3 separate regions of the Homo sapiens genome follow, and regions 2 and 3 are each linked to region 1. Evidence: chromatin contacts called from ENCODE Hi-C or POLR2A ChIA-PET data. All regions are on one chromosome and are shown on one strand. Each heading gives the region's core, a stretch centred on a gene start or an enhancer-like site at or near the end of the contact. The rest is flanking DNA. Distances are from core to core; before and after follow the strand shown. Region 1 holds the start of PCGF3-AS2 (PCGF3 antisense RNA 2). Region 2 overlaps PDE6B (phosphodiesterase 6B). Region 3 holds the start of SLC49A3 (solute carrier family 49 member 3).

Region 1 (4,140 bases), core at 819-3,318:
GGAGGTGGATGGGTTGGGTGGCTCTGTGTGTGGGCGTGGAGAGGCCCGTGGCAGCTCCTTCGTTGCAGAAACCGCATCGGAGCACATCGCGTAGTGCAGGACACACGGGGCGTGGGACGGTGTCTGTGTGAGAGCAGCATCTGTGTGTATGCAGTGTTATCTAAGGACACACCCACAGACACGGACACGTCCTTACGCAGAGAACAGCCGCTGCCTCTTAGTGTTCAGGATGATACGTTTTTCCTTAATATCATCCTTCGCTTTGCACATCATACTGAATACGTGTGTATGTGACTTTTACTGCAAAACAAAACAAAAAGCAGAAGCTACTGTGTTATCCAGACGGCTGTGTGCTGCAGGCGCGACTCAGAACAGCAGCTCCTCCCAGCATCCCGCAGCTAAATGACAGGAGCTGGAGGCTGCCCCAGGCAGCGGCGTGGCTGGCGTGCGGAGTGTTTTGGGGGTGTCTGAGCTGGGTGGAGAGGAAGGCATATGTCACACTGAGGCATCAGAGACACATCCATTCACGTCGGGGCTGTGTCCGCGCCGGGTCCACACTCAGTCATCGCCCGTCCGCGCCGGGTCCACACTCAGTCATCGCCCGTCCGCGCCGGGTCCACACTCGCGTCATCGCCCGTCCGCGCCGGGTCCACACTCAGTCATCGCCGTCCGCGCCGGGTCCACACTCGCGTCATCACCTGTCTGCGCTGGGTCCACACTCGCGTCATCACCTGTCTGCGCTGGGTCCACACTCGCGTCATCGCCCACCCACGCCGGGTCCACACTCGCGACATCGCCATCCACGCCGGGTCCACACTCGCGTCATCGCCATCCACGCCGGGTCCACACTCGCGACATCGCCATCCACGCCGGGTCCACACTCGCGACATCGCCATCCACGCCGGGTCCACACTCGCGTCATCGCCATCCACGCCGGGTCCACACTCGCGTCATCGCCATCCACGCCGGGTCCACACTCGCGACATCGCCCGCCCGCGCCGGGTCCACACTCAGTCATCGCCCGTCCGTGCCGGGTCCACATTCGCGTCATCGCCATCCACGCCGGGTCCACACTCACGTCATCGCCATCCACGCCGGGTCCACACTCGCGTCATCGCCCACCCGCGCCGGGTCCACACTCGCGTCATCGCCGTCCGTGCCGGGTCCACACTCAGTCATCGCCGTCCGCGCCGGGTCCACACTCGGTCATCGCCATCCGCGCGGGGATGTGTCTGAAAAGTGTGGTGAGAGCTGTGTTCCCTGCGCATTTCTGAAGGCTCCTAGCCGCTGCAGTTGCCGGGAGCCATGGAGCCACGTGACCTTGAGGTCCACCGGGGAGAGGAGGGTGCATTTCGGAGGCTAGAAGTGGCACCTGGAGGGGCTGGCCCTGGGTGTGATCATTGAGAGGAGGGAGGTGGAAAAAGATCTGGAAGATGCCCTTGGGAAGCAGAAGAAGGTGGGTGACCAGAGTGGGGTGCCCAGAGGGTAGGGCAGGGCAGACCAGAGGAGGGGGTGGGCTTGGCACCCCCGGGAAGGAGGGATGGGGCTCTGTGAAAGTGAGAGCTGTGTGGACGTGGAGCTTGTGAGTCTGACCAGGAAAGACAGAGGGTTCCAGACGGTGCGGGGGCCCCTTCAGTCTGGTTGTGTGGGGCAGGGTCCTCACCCCCAGGTGAGGGGGCCTTGTAGGGCAGATTCCTGGAAGACCCTCAAGACGCAGGAGCGGAGGCTGCTGGCTGGATGGGGATGGAGCCGAGAGCTGAGCGGGCAGCCCAGGCCTGAAGGACAGCACAGGGGCCTCTGTGAGGCCAGGAGGGGCTGGAGTGCAACACCCCCTGTGACCCAGGTCTGGTGTGTGACGCGTCAGGCCCCACGGCACCGCAGGCTGGCTGGCTCCCCAGAAGGCCTGTGGTCTCCATGGCCGCAGCGCATTCCGGGGACAGGGCAGAGTGGAGTCAGCAGAGGGAGGAGGCGTGTGGGGCGTCCAGGGATCAAGGGGTCTCTGGGCCTTGCTCCCTTCCCCAGCAGCTGTGAGGATGGTGGGGGCTGCTGTCTGCCCAGGACTGCAAGCGTCAGGCACAGCAGCTGCTGTTAACAGTCAAGGAATGTTCGGGTCAGTTTGAGAACTTCAGGGCCCAATGGCAGAGCCCCGGCAGAAAGACTCAGGGCAGATGGTGGTTGTCAGCCGGGAGGGGGCACGGAGCCCTGGGGGTGGTCAGGCCCACGTGGCCTTGGGACGAGAGCGAAGAGGTGGGATCGGCTGCGGGAGACAGGGAAGTGGGTGACAAGGAGGCTCAGGGGCTACAGCAAAGGCCCCGGAGGCTTTTCCACACCCGAGTCCGTCCTCGGCCATGCCAGCCAGGTCAGGGGCTCAGTCCTGTGGGCCACCACAGCCGGCCGCACAGGCAGGGAAGGTGAAGCTCCACGGAGCACCCTGGTGGACAGCGGTGCTGTGGGGGCCATGGACCAGAAGGCGGAGCCCATGCTGTGGGCTGGGTGGGGTGGCAGCTGCCAGTTCAAAGTCTGTCTTTTGTTTATTTACTTCATAAAATACTCCAGGTGTTTTGTTAGAAATTATTCTTGGCCGGGCACGGTGGCTCACATCTGTAATCCCAGCACTTTGGGAGGCCTAGGTGGGCAGATCCTGAGGTCAGGAGTCGAGACCAGCCTGGCCAACGTGGTGAAACCCCCGTCTCTACTAAAAATACAAAAAATTAGCTGGGTACTCAGGAGGCTGAGGCAGGAGAATGGTGTGAACCCGGGAGGCGGAGCTTGCAGTGAGCCGAGATCACGCCACTGCACTCCAGCCTGGGCGACAGAGCGAGATTCCGTCTCACACACACACACAAAAAATTAGTTGGGTGTGGTGGTGCACGCCTGTAGTCCCAGCTACATGGGAGGCTGAGACAGAATTGCTTGAATCCAGGAGGCAGAAGTTGCAGTGAGCTGAGATCACACCACTGCACTCCAGCCTGGTGACAGAGCAAGACTTTTTCTCAAAAAAAAAAAAGCAAAGAAAAGAAATTACTGTCTTAGTGTTGATAAATCTGCCTTTATACATACCAATAGTTGTGCACACTGAGAGAAGTAGGCAGTTTTGGATCTGAAACTGGCCTGGTGACACCGCGGGTGCAGCAGGCGGGCAGATGCGGGCACAGGAGGGAGCTTCCCACACTGTTCAGGTCACCAGAGCCTGCGCTTCTGTGGTTGGTTTTGATGAGGACTCGTATTTCAGCTCCTGTCTCTCCTTGTCAGAGGCCGTGTGAGGTGCGTATTGCGGACCGCCGGCCGCGCTGTGAGGGGTGTACATGTGGAGCCGTGACAATCGTGGGAAGTTCTGTTTCCAGCTTTAAGCTTTCGTTTATATTTCTGCATATTAAGAAATGATAAATTAAGACCTAATGAGAAGTTGTGGACTAGACGTGGGGTGTGTAGGCTGCTGGGAGGAGGGGCAGCGGCCCTGAGGGGTTGTGGGGCCCATGGGACCATCTGACCCAGTGCATGGCGGAGCCGTGTCCACGTGAGGAGGGAGTAGGAACGGGCTCTGCGCTGTGGCTCCGTGGGCTGCCGAGGGCTGCTGTGGGCTCTGCGCTGTGGCTCCGTGGGCTGCCGAAGGCTGCTGTGGGCTCTGCGCTGTGGCTGTGTGGGCTGCCGAGGGCTGCTGTGGGCTCTGCGCTGTGGCTGTGTGGGCTGCCGAGGGCTGCTGTGGGCTCTGCGCTGTGGCTGTGTGGGCTGCCGAGGGCTGCTGTGGGCTCTGTGCTGTGGCTGTGTGGGCTGCAGAGGGCTGCTGTGGGTTCTGCTCTTATTTGCCCAGGGGAAACCCGAGTCGCTGCCCCTCCTGTCCAGCCTCAGCGCTCGTCCCCGGGTCCCCCAGCAGGTGACCACAGATGATGACGGAGCCTCCTGGAACCGCCTCAGTTTCCCCAGCTGGCCCCTCACTGGCCTCCCCATTTCAGGAGCCCCAGGGCCACTCTCCGCCAGGCTCTCTGTGTCTCCGATTAACCCTCAGGTCGTCCCAGCCTCTTCCGAGCCATGGTTAGGATCGGCCCCGTCCACCGTGTGTCCATGGAAGTGAAACAGGCCACCAGCAGTGGGCAGCCGCGGGCGGGATGGGCTGTGGGGCAGAGGCTGGCGGGCAGGAAT
Region 2 (4,140 bases), core at 1-2,500, 60 kb before region 1:
GACGCCTAGGTCATCCCAACCCCTCACCACTCCCCACCCTGCTGGAGCCAGGACCGGTGAGCAAGGTGGCCCTGTCTCTACAGACCGGCAAACTGAAGAGCTACTACACGGACCTGGAGGCCTTCGCCATGGTGACAGCCGGCCTGTGCCATGACATCGACCACCGCGGCACCAACAACCTGTACCAGATGAAGTAGGCACCTCAGGGCGGGCATGTGAATTAGCCCTAAATCAACTCCACGCCCTTGGCGTGAATTAGGCTTCGCATAGCAGGCTATGTAGAAAGTGGAGTCCACGGCCAGGCCCCGTACTCCAGCACTGTGGGAGGCCAAGGCGAGGGGATTGCTTGAGCCCAGGAGTTCGAGACCAGCCTGGGCAACATGGCAAGAGCTCTCCTCTACAAAAACTTAAAAAAAAAAAAAAAAAAAAAAGCTGTGTATGGTGGCGCACACCTGTGGTCCCAGCTACTTAGGAGGCTGAGGTGGGAGGATCACTTGAGCCCAGGAGGTCAAGGCTGTATTGAGCCATGATTGCACCACTGCACTCCAGAGTGGGTGACAGAGGCAGACCCTGTCTCAAAAAAAAGAAAGTGGGGCCCATCTGGGGGGGCTGCAGAGCGCAGGGTGGGCCAAGGGCAGGTCCCACGGGCCTCACCTCCACCACCTGTGTAACAGGTCCCAGAACCCCTTGGCTAAGCTCCACGGCTCCTCGATTTTGGAGCGGCACCACCTGGAGTTTGGGAAGTTCCTGCTCTCGGAGGAGGTTGGTATACTCACCCTCGGTTTCTGCTGTGGGCGCTGGGGACGCAGCGTCCGCAGGACGGCAGGGCCGTATCCTGCGGAGCAGGGTTCTGATGCAGCGGGTGAGCACTGGGTGTGTGAGCACTGGGGGAGGGCGGCAGAGAAGGCGGAGGGCCGAGGCTGAGGGCAGGTGCATCGGAGGCCCTGGGAAAACGCTTGTGGGGAAGACAACTGGAAAGGGCCCCTCATGGGGTGGGGTGGAAGCCGAAGGGGAAGCGGCCCGGGACCCACCAGCGGGGGAATGAAGGGCAGCCGAGCCCTGAGCGGCCCCCAAGGACCTGGACACTCAGTGGACCCCTCCCTGCGCTCCCCGGTGGTGACCTCTGAGGCCATCTGCGTCCCAAGCCGACGATGGAGCCGCTGGTGGAGAGCTGGGCACCCTGAGGAGGGCCCTGAGCAGCAGGCGGATTAGGGGTCCCGCCCACCGAGGGCCCGAGGGCGGGGGCGTGAGAGGCACAGGCAGCCGAGGCGGAAGGGGCGGGGTCCCCGGGCACCCTGAGAGGTGGCCGCAGGGCGCCTGACGCGCTGGGCATAACCTCCGCAGACCCTGAACATCTACCAGAACCTGAACCGGCGGCAGCACGAGCACGTGATCCACCTGATGGACATCGCCATCATCGCCACGGACCTGGCCCTGTACTTCAAGTGCGCGCCTTCCGGGAGGGGGCGCCTCGCGGGGCGGGCGGGTAGCCTGGGACCCCCGGCAGACACGGGGGCGCAGCGGCGGCACAGCCCGGGGGACGCAGCCCCGGATTCCGTCCCTGCCCGCCGGCCCCGCGCACCCCGGATGGGGCCTCGCTCGGGCTCCGCGCCTCCCTGCAGACGGGCGCTTGGGGCGGGGTCTCCACACTTGCTCCCACCTGCACCTCCCTTGTTCCCTGGGTTCAGGAAGAGAGCGATGTTTCAGAAGATCGTGGATGAGTCCAAGAACTACCAGGACAAGAAGAGCTGGGTGGAGTACCTGTCCCTGGAGACGACCCGGAAGGAGATCGTCATGTGAGCGCGGGCGGAGGGGGCACGAGGGGTCCTTCCCTCGCAGGGACCGGGCCCACTCACCAGCTGGTTAACCCTGCAGCCCTCCCCAGACGCTCTGGAGCAGGAAGAGCCCGTCGCGGCAGCTTGTCGAGGGCTGTGAAACAAATGCGCCGTCCTTATTTCCCCCCAGCTCTCAGGGAGATGGTGCAGAGCTGGGGAGCACACAGGCCCTGCATTGGTCTGTAGCCCTTGGCAGTAACTTACTTCATTTTGACCTTCCACTTTTTCACCTGTAAAATGGTGATTCACAACCAGCCCCTCCCCAGGCTGGTCCCAGGGACCCAGTGAGAAAATACACATAAACCCAGCACTTGGGAGGCCGAGGGGAGTGGATCACCTGAGGTCAGGAGTTCGAGATCAGCCTGGCCAACATGGTGAAACCCCGTCTCTACCGAAAATACAAAAATTAGCCGGGCGTGGTGGCGGGCGCCTGTAATCCCAGCTACTCGGGAGGCTGAGGCACAAGAATCGGGAGGCGGAGGTTGCAGTGAGCTGAGATTGCGCCATTGCACTCCAGCCTGGGCAACAGAGCAAGACTCCATCTCAAAAAAGAAAACACATATAAACCACCTGCCCTCAGGAGACGCCCATCAGCACTCGTGCCCGGTTTGTGTCTGCAGGGCCATGATGATGACAGCCTGCGACCTGTCTGCCATCACCAAGCCCTGGGAAGTCCAGAGCAAGGTTAGAACAGAGGGCCCTCCAGACCCAGAGTCAGTGCCTCTCAGCACATGGGACTGCCGGGCGGGCGGGAGCCTCGGATGGCAACGGACCATTGTTTGCAAGGAGCTCTGAGGGCCACCTCGGGGCCAGGCCAGGGCGGCAAGGATGGGGGTACTGCAGTGTGTCTACATGGCTCAACCGGAGCCCTGTGTGGTGGGGACCCCGGGGGTCTGGGGCGGAGAAGACCGAGGCTCGGAGCCTCACGGGGCGGGCCCGGGCCCTTCCGCGTGGGCTCAGAGCTCCACAGACAGCTGCCTTCCTGTGCCTCCAGGTCGCACTTCTCGTGGCTGCTGAGTTCTGGGAGCAAGGTGACTTGGAAAGGACAGTCTTGGATCAGCAGCCCATTGTGAGTGCTGCTTCTGGAACCTTCCACTCCTGAAACGGGTGTTAGAGACCCCTCTTGGTCCTCAGGAGCCTCAGGTCCTGGCTTGGTCTCAGGCAGGGGGTTCTGAGGTCGTGGGGTCCTTATCTCACTTTGTGGGATCATGTGACATGCGTGTGGGTGGCTCGGACCTGGGTACAGCTGTGGCTTGGGTGATGCTTATGCAGAGGTGACGTCGTTGGCACTGGAGGAACCAGGGCCACCCGCTCATCACCAGGAGCCTCTGGGTCCAGGCAGCTCTGCAGGTGAACCCCAGCAGGGCCGCGAGCCATGCACCAAGAAAGCCCTGGGGAGGGTGCTGGGGCAGAGAACGCATGGGGGGCGTCCCGGGCCCACACAGTGGTATGATGGACAATGCCAGGGTCCTCAGGTCAGCAGCGGGGTCTGGATACCTCCTGGCAGCAGGAGAGGTGCCAGCAAATGGGAGAGTCAGGATAGGCGCCAGGAACAGGAGAGGCAGGGCTGCCCCAGCCCCACGTGGACCAGGTGGGAGCTGTGGTTTCTCACACACCCGCTCTGGTGGGCGGCGAGGGGCTCTCTGGAGCCTGCAGTGGAGAGGGCTTAGGCCAGGTGCAGCCTCGGCAGGAAAGGGGGCATTGGTTGGTCAGCAAAGCCCCACAGGGGAAGGACAGGCAGCAGGTCCATCCCCCGCGCCCGGCCTCTAGAGTCCTGCATGGTTCACCCTCCACCAGGACGCTGTGAGGGGACGGACAGCCCAGGGCACTCGGGGTCTGACACTAGAAACAGCTCCAGAGCACGTCTGTGTCTGCCCCAGGCGAGTGCACAGCGAGGTCCTGGTCAGCCGAGTGTCTGGGCAGTGCAGCCCAGCCCGGCTCAGCACTGTGTACAGCCCATCCCCCTCCCCGCCTCTCCCCAGCTGCAGTAAGGGTCCCCAGAGCCAAGAGGGGGCTGCCCTCAGGGGACCACGGGCTGGAGCCAACAGCAGCTGTGGGAAGAAGCTGCCCACAGTTCCTAGGAGCTGTGGAGCCGCTGGCCAAGGGAGAGGGTGTCAGCTTCCCCTCCCGAGAGCCAGTTTCTGTCAGGCAGGCTCGTCCCAGGCTGTGTCTCCATGAGCACATCTGAGTGAGGGGGTCGGGGGGCTGGGCGGGGCCCCAGGAGCTGCCTCCCTGGTCACTGTTCTCCCGCCCTCTGTTCCTCCCACCAGCCTATGATGGACCGGAACAAGGCGGCCGAGCTCCC
Region 3 (4,140 bases), core at 856-3,355, 35 kb before region 1:
TGCAGGCCAGCCCCACCCAAGGCCAGCCTGACCTTCCCTCCTGCAGGGCCCAGGTGTTTGGGCAGAATGTTGCCAGAGCGGGCACCATTCCCCAGCCACAGGCATTATCAAGTACTAGAGCTCTTCACCCCACGGACGTCCAGCACACAGCACAAGTGCACGCTGCGGCCGAGGGGAAGGCCTCCTAGGAGAGGTGAGACTGGCTCATCCCTGAGGGAGGCCAAAGTGGAGCGGGTCACCGGGGCTCACTCCGGGAGGCAGGAGGCCGTGTCACTCAAGGTCAACTTCCATGAGTCGACTGAGCTCCAGGCCACACCCTCGGACACAGCAGCCAGACCCAGGCTCCGCCCGGACAAGGTCTGACTCAGCCCACGGGACAGGACAGGGAGCTTGGGCAACAGCCGCCCTGTCTTCCTTTTTCTGCAGGACGGGGCCAGGCACAGAACGAGCTCCCCAGGCCCAGCTGGTGCCTGCCTGGCCGAGCCCGGGAGAGAAAGCCCACCCTGCGGAGCCGAGCCCGCCGCTCCAGCCTCAGCCCTGTCCTGGTTCCTCGGGGGCCTGAGTGGGGCCCACAGCTGACTCACTGAGAAGAGATGCGTCTGAAGCGTGCGGGGCAACGTGGGAGGACGATCTGTCTGACTCCCTTCCTCATCTCCCAGCCTCGACCCTGCCTGCGCTCGCCCCCTTGGGTCCTTTGAGTCTCATCCAGAGCACTGGGCTGCCTTCCGGGGTGGGTGTTGACCCAAGCTCTGCTCCGCCTGGCCCTCATGCTGCTGGTTGGAACCCGGGATCCCTGGTCACTGGCTGCAGATGAGTAACCTCCAGCCTCAAGGGCACTTGGCTGGAGTGAACATGGTGCTTACGGCTCACTGTGGTGACCCAGGCAGAGACCATGACGACTCTTGGTGTCAGGGTGAGATTTCTGTGTGCTCCATGATGACTCGTGGATATTAATAAAACAGTGAAGAACTGCAGCAGGAGGCCCTTGACTGTCCAAGGAACGCCCCACACCTACGACACCCACTGACTCTTGGACCATGAAACCAGCCCTGCACCCTCAGACACTCCACCCAAAGCCAGTTATGGCTTCCCCAGTGCCTGGACATGGTGGGCCAGGACGCCAAGCCACAGCAGTGAGTTACGGCTCGTGCCAGCATTGTGGGCAGCAGGCAGCCCCTGGGCCCATCCAGCAGATCCCGGGCCTGTCTCGGCCAGAGGCTGGCCCTCCATACCCAGCCAGCAAAGGAGGAGGGGAGAGGCCCCGGGGTCCACCTGGAAGAGCCCTGACCCAGGCCTGAGAGTGACTCCTGCCCCTGCCCCCGAGCTTCCTGACCATCCCCGTGACCTGGCGCCTCCCTGAGCTGTGGGTCCTGCTGCCAACTCTAGCTGTTCATTGCACGTTGGCCAGATACTGCCTGACCAGTTCCTGAGGCTCCGGGGGATGGCTGATGAGGGCACACAGGGCGGGAAAGGCTGCAGCGTGCAACACCTGAAGGGGGTGGGGGCAGGACGGAACCCAGCCCAGCCCAGGAGCCGCCCCTCACTCAGAGTCAGGTGGAGGGGAGGGCGGCTCCAAGCGCGCCTCTGCTGTGTGCCTGCTGTCCTGGGGCTGGGAGGCGTGGAAGGAGAGAGGGCCAACGCAGGGCCACCTGTATGTGACTGGCTGGGGAAGAGGGACCCAGGCTGGAGCCACTGAAGGCTGGGAAGGGCTGGGACTCCGTGACTGGCAGATCCCCCGGGGCACCCAGCCCTGCTCTGTGCCCTGGGCCCAGCCACCTCCAGGACAGACAGTGCCCCCAGTGCCCGCAATCCCTAGCCACCTCCAGAAGGCACCCCCCGCCCCCAGCCAGCACCTGGCACCTCGGGCTGTGGCCACAGGAAAACAAAACCCGGCTGGTCCGAGGGACTGAGGGTCCCGGAGCCACCTGTCCCCGCCCCTGCCCCTACCGTGGCGTTGGAGCAGTTGAGCAGGCTGATCGCGAGCAGGAACACCCAGCGGCGCGCGTAGGTGCGGTGGCCCCGCTGCGCGCACAGGGCCCGGGGCTCGGCCAACCCCGTCTCGGCCTCCGTCGGCCCCGCCATCGTCGGCGGCCTCCACGGGTCTCCGCCGGTCCCGCCGGCCGCCCGGGCTTAAGGACCTTCCCGCGTGGGCCGGGACCGCCTGCGGGCGGAGGTGGGGCCGGGCCGGGCCGGGCCACGGGGGGCCAGTTCCGCCCCAAGGACTACGGAGGAGGGTCCCGCCCCGTCCCAGTTAAAGGAGACCCAAAAAAGCGGGGGAAGGGCGGGCAAAGGTGAAGTTGGACCCTCCTCCTTCGGCCTCAGGCTGGAAGTCCCTGCCACAAAAACCGAATGTCCCTTCCGGGAAGGGCCCCGGTCACAGCCTGTGTGCTTCTCAGCAGGAAAGGCGGCCTGGAAGTCACTCTGCCCAGCAGAAGCTCTGCACTTCCTGAAGGGGGCTGTGGACCCCAAGTTCCTGAGGTTCAAGCCAGCCACAGGGAGGGGCCAGAGGCCAGCCTGGAAGAAGAGGCTGGGCTGGCTTTGCGCAGAGCCTCAAATCAGACCAGTCCCTCTACAGCCCCTGCGGGAAGCAGGCATGGGGTAGGAGGGCGAGGGGCTGCAGGCCAAGGCTGGAGGGAAGGCCAGAAAGGCCTGTGGGCCCCACCCTGGGGTAGGCAGTCCGCCACACACGCACCGGATTGTTACCTGCATTTTACAATGGAGGACACGGCTCTCAGAGGAGTAGGCACAGGTTTCTGTTTGTTTAGGATGGAGAGGCCTGTGTGTTGGAAGGCAGAGGAGGGAGTTTCGGCTTAGTCTTTTCTGCAAGAACCTGCTGATCCCACAACTGTGCCTGGCCCACCCTGGGGGAACCCAAGAGGCTCCAGGCCCTGTTGCTGAGGCCAGTATAGGGGTGGGGTGGAGGCTGGCCTGGTCAGACGTGCAAACAGGATTTCCCCCAAACAGGGAGGCTCTCTTGACCCTTGAAACCATCCCCGTTTCCTGAACAGTATTATTCGTGGTTTTTGTCTTAAACATTCATCTCCTTTGCCAGGGCCTGTCCATTTTCCACACCTGAGTCTGAACAGGCTAATGATGAGGCCCCAGCTTTCACTGTGCAGTCTTCTGCAGGGATTGTGTGTGTGTCTCAGATAGAGCTCTCCACTTTGGGATTTTTTTTTTTTTGTAGAGTCTCATCCAGTAACAAAGAGAAAATGGAGCTCACCCGGGGTGTCCTGAGATGGGTGGGCCCCAAGGGGGTTCCATTCTCTGAGACGTGTGATGGAGCCCTGTGGTCCTCACTCTCTTTATCTCCTCTGCCTTCCCCACCGTCTAGCCTCCCCCCTCATCTTTGTTCCCCATTCCCCCACCAGTTCCTTCTGTTCTCCTTCTCCTCACCTCTTGCTCGCCCTGCCCTGAGGACCCAGCCCCCTCACAACCTTCCTCCATAGTCCAGTGCCAATGTTGGCCTAGGGCCTTCAACATCCCCTAACCCCACCTGGCAGAGGGGGAGTTGCAGTGCAGGCTTCCCTGTTGAGGGACCTCACTATTGTGGAGCACTGCCTCTGACAGGTGGTGTCTGAGCCTGTCACCATGAAATGGGGCAGCCACAGTAGCTACCTCCATCGTTCAGTCTCTGTTGAGCGTGCATTGTCGAGGGGTGTCACCATGAAACGGGGCAGCCACTGTAGCTACCTCCATTGTTCAGTCTCTGTTGAGCGTGCATTGTTGAGGGGCTCCTCCTCCCTACATGTCGGAACTCTTGGGTTGAGCAGGTGAGCTCAGCAACATTGCAGAATGCAAGATCAGCACACAACAATCGCTTGCATTGATGTATACCAACAAGAAACATGAAAACCAAAGTTAAAGACATTCATAATTACTCCAAGGAAAATTAAATACTTTGGTATAAACTTAGCAAACCATCTACAGAACTTGCATGCTAAAAATTACAAACCATGGGCCGGGTGCGGTGGCTCACGCCTGTAATCCCAGCACTTTGGGAGGCCAAGGCAGGTGGATCACAAGGTCAGGAGTTCAAGACCAGCCTGGCCAACATGGTGAAACCCAGTCTCTAGTAAAAATACAAAAATTAGCCAGGTGTGGTGACATGCACCTGTAGTCCCAGCTATTTGGGAGGCT

Evidence for each region. A loop is a pair of places that touch in the nucleus more often than their neighbours do. ChIA-PET counts read pairs that join two places held with the same protein, here RNA polymerase II (POLR2A).
Region 2: POLR2A ChIA-PET joins it to region 1 with 14 read pairs in H1. The contact joins the enhancer-like site here to the promoter of PCGF3-AS2 in region 1. POLR2A ChIA-PET finds 5 or more read pairs at or near these places in 5 of 52 experiments (Caco-2, H1, HEK293 and 2 more).
Region 3: a loop to region 1 is called in a map of HepG2, with 4 times the contacts of the local background. The contact joins the promoter of SLC49A3 here to the promoter of PCGF3-AS2 in region 1. A Hi-C loop is called at or near these places in 2 of 168 maps with a recorded cell type or tissue (HepG2 and K562). POLR2A ChIA-PET finds 5 or more read pairs at or near these places in 6 of 52 experiments (AG04450, Caco-2, H1 and 3 more).

The regions. Positions count from the first base shown.
Region 1 is chr4:721,966-726,105 of GRCh38, forward strand. PCGF3-AS2 (PCGF3 antisense RNA 2) reads right to left here and starts at 2,069. Exons shown (of 2, transcript NR_198961.1): 1 at 1,664-2,069; 2 at 280-472. All of the region lies in intron 1 of PCGF3 (polycomb group ring finger 3), which reads left to right. LOC124900172 reads left to right here. Exons shown (of 8, transcript XM_047416540.1): 5 at 410-2,110. The coding sequence ends at 1,363.
Region 2 is chr4:662,426-666,565 of GRCh38, forward strand. It overlaps PDE6B (phosphodiesterase 6B), which reads left to right. Exons shown (of 22, transcript NM_000283.4): 14 at 84-193; 15 at 675-762; 16 at 1,345-1,445; 17 at 1,689-1,796; 18 at 2,456-2,519; 19 at 2,830-2,904; 20 at 4,106-4,140. Among named protein-coding and RNA genes, the nearest start is that of PDE6B-AS1, 9.3 kb to the left of the region's middle. RefSeq lists an enhancer at 948-1,540 and a silencer at 1,135-1,604. Within about 2 kb of position 1,251, at least 15 of the 41 ENCODE cell types and tissues checked have a DNase peak (open chromatin) inside an H3K27ac peak, as active enhancers do.
Region 3 is chr4:687,046-691,185 of GRCh38, forward strand. It overlaps SLC49A3 (solute carrier family 49 member 3), which reads right to left and starts at 2,106. Exons shown (of 10, transcript NM_032219.4): 1 at 1,948-2,106. The coding sequence starts at 2,082. It overlaps LOC124900643 (a long non-coding RNA gene), which reads left to right. Exons shown (of 2, transcript XR_007057985.1): 1 at 1-193; 2 at 427-974. RefSeq lists enhancers at 1-472, 1,421-2,369, 2,370-3,317, 3,093-3,142 and silencers at 1,893-2,062, 2,093-2,152.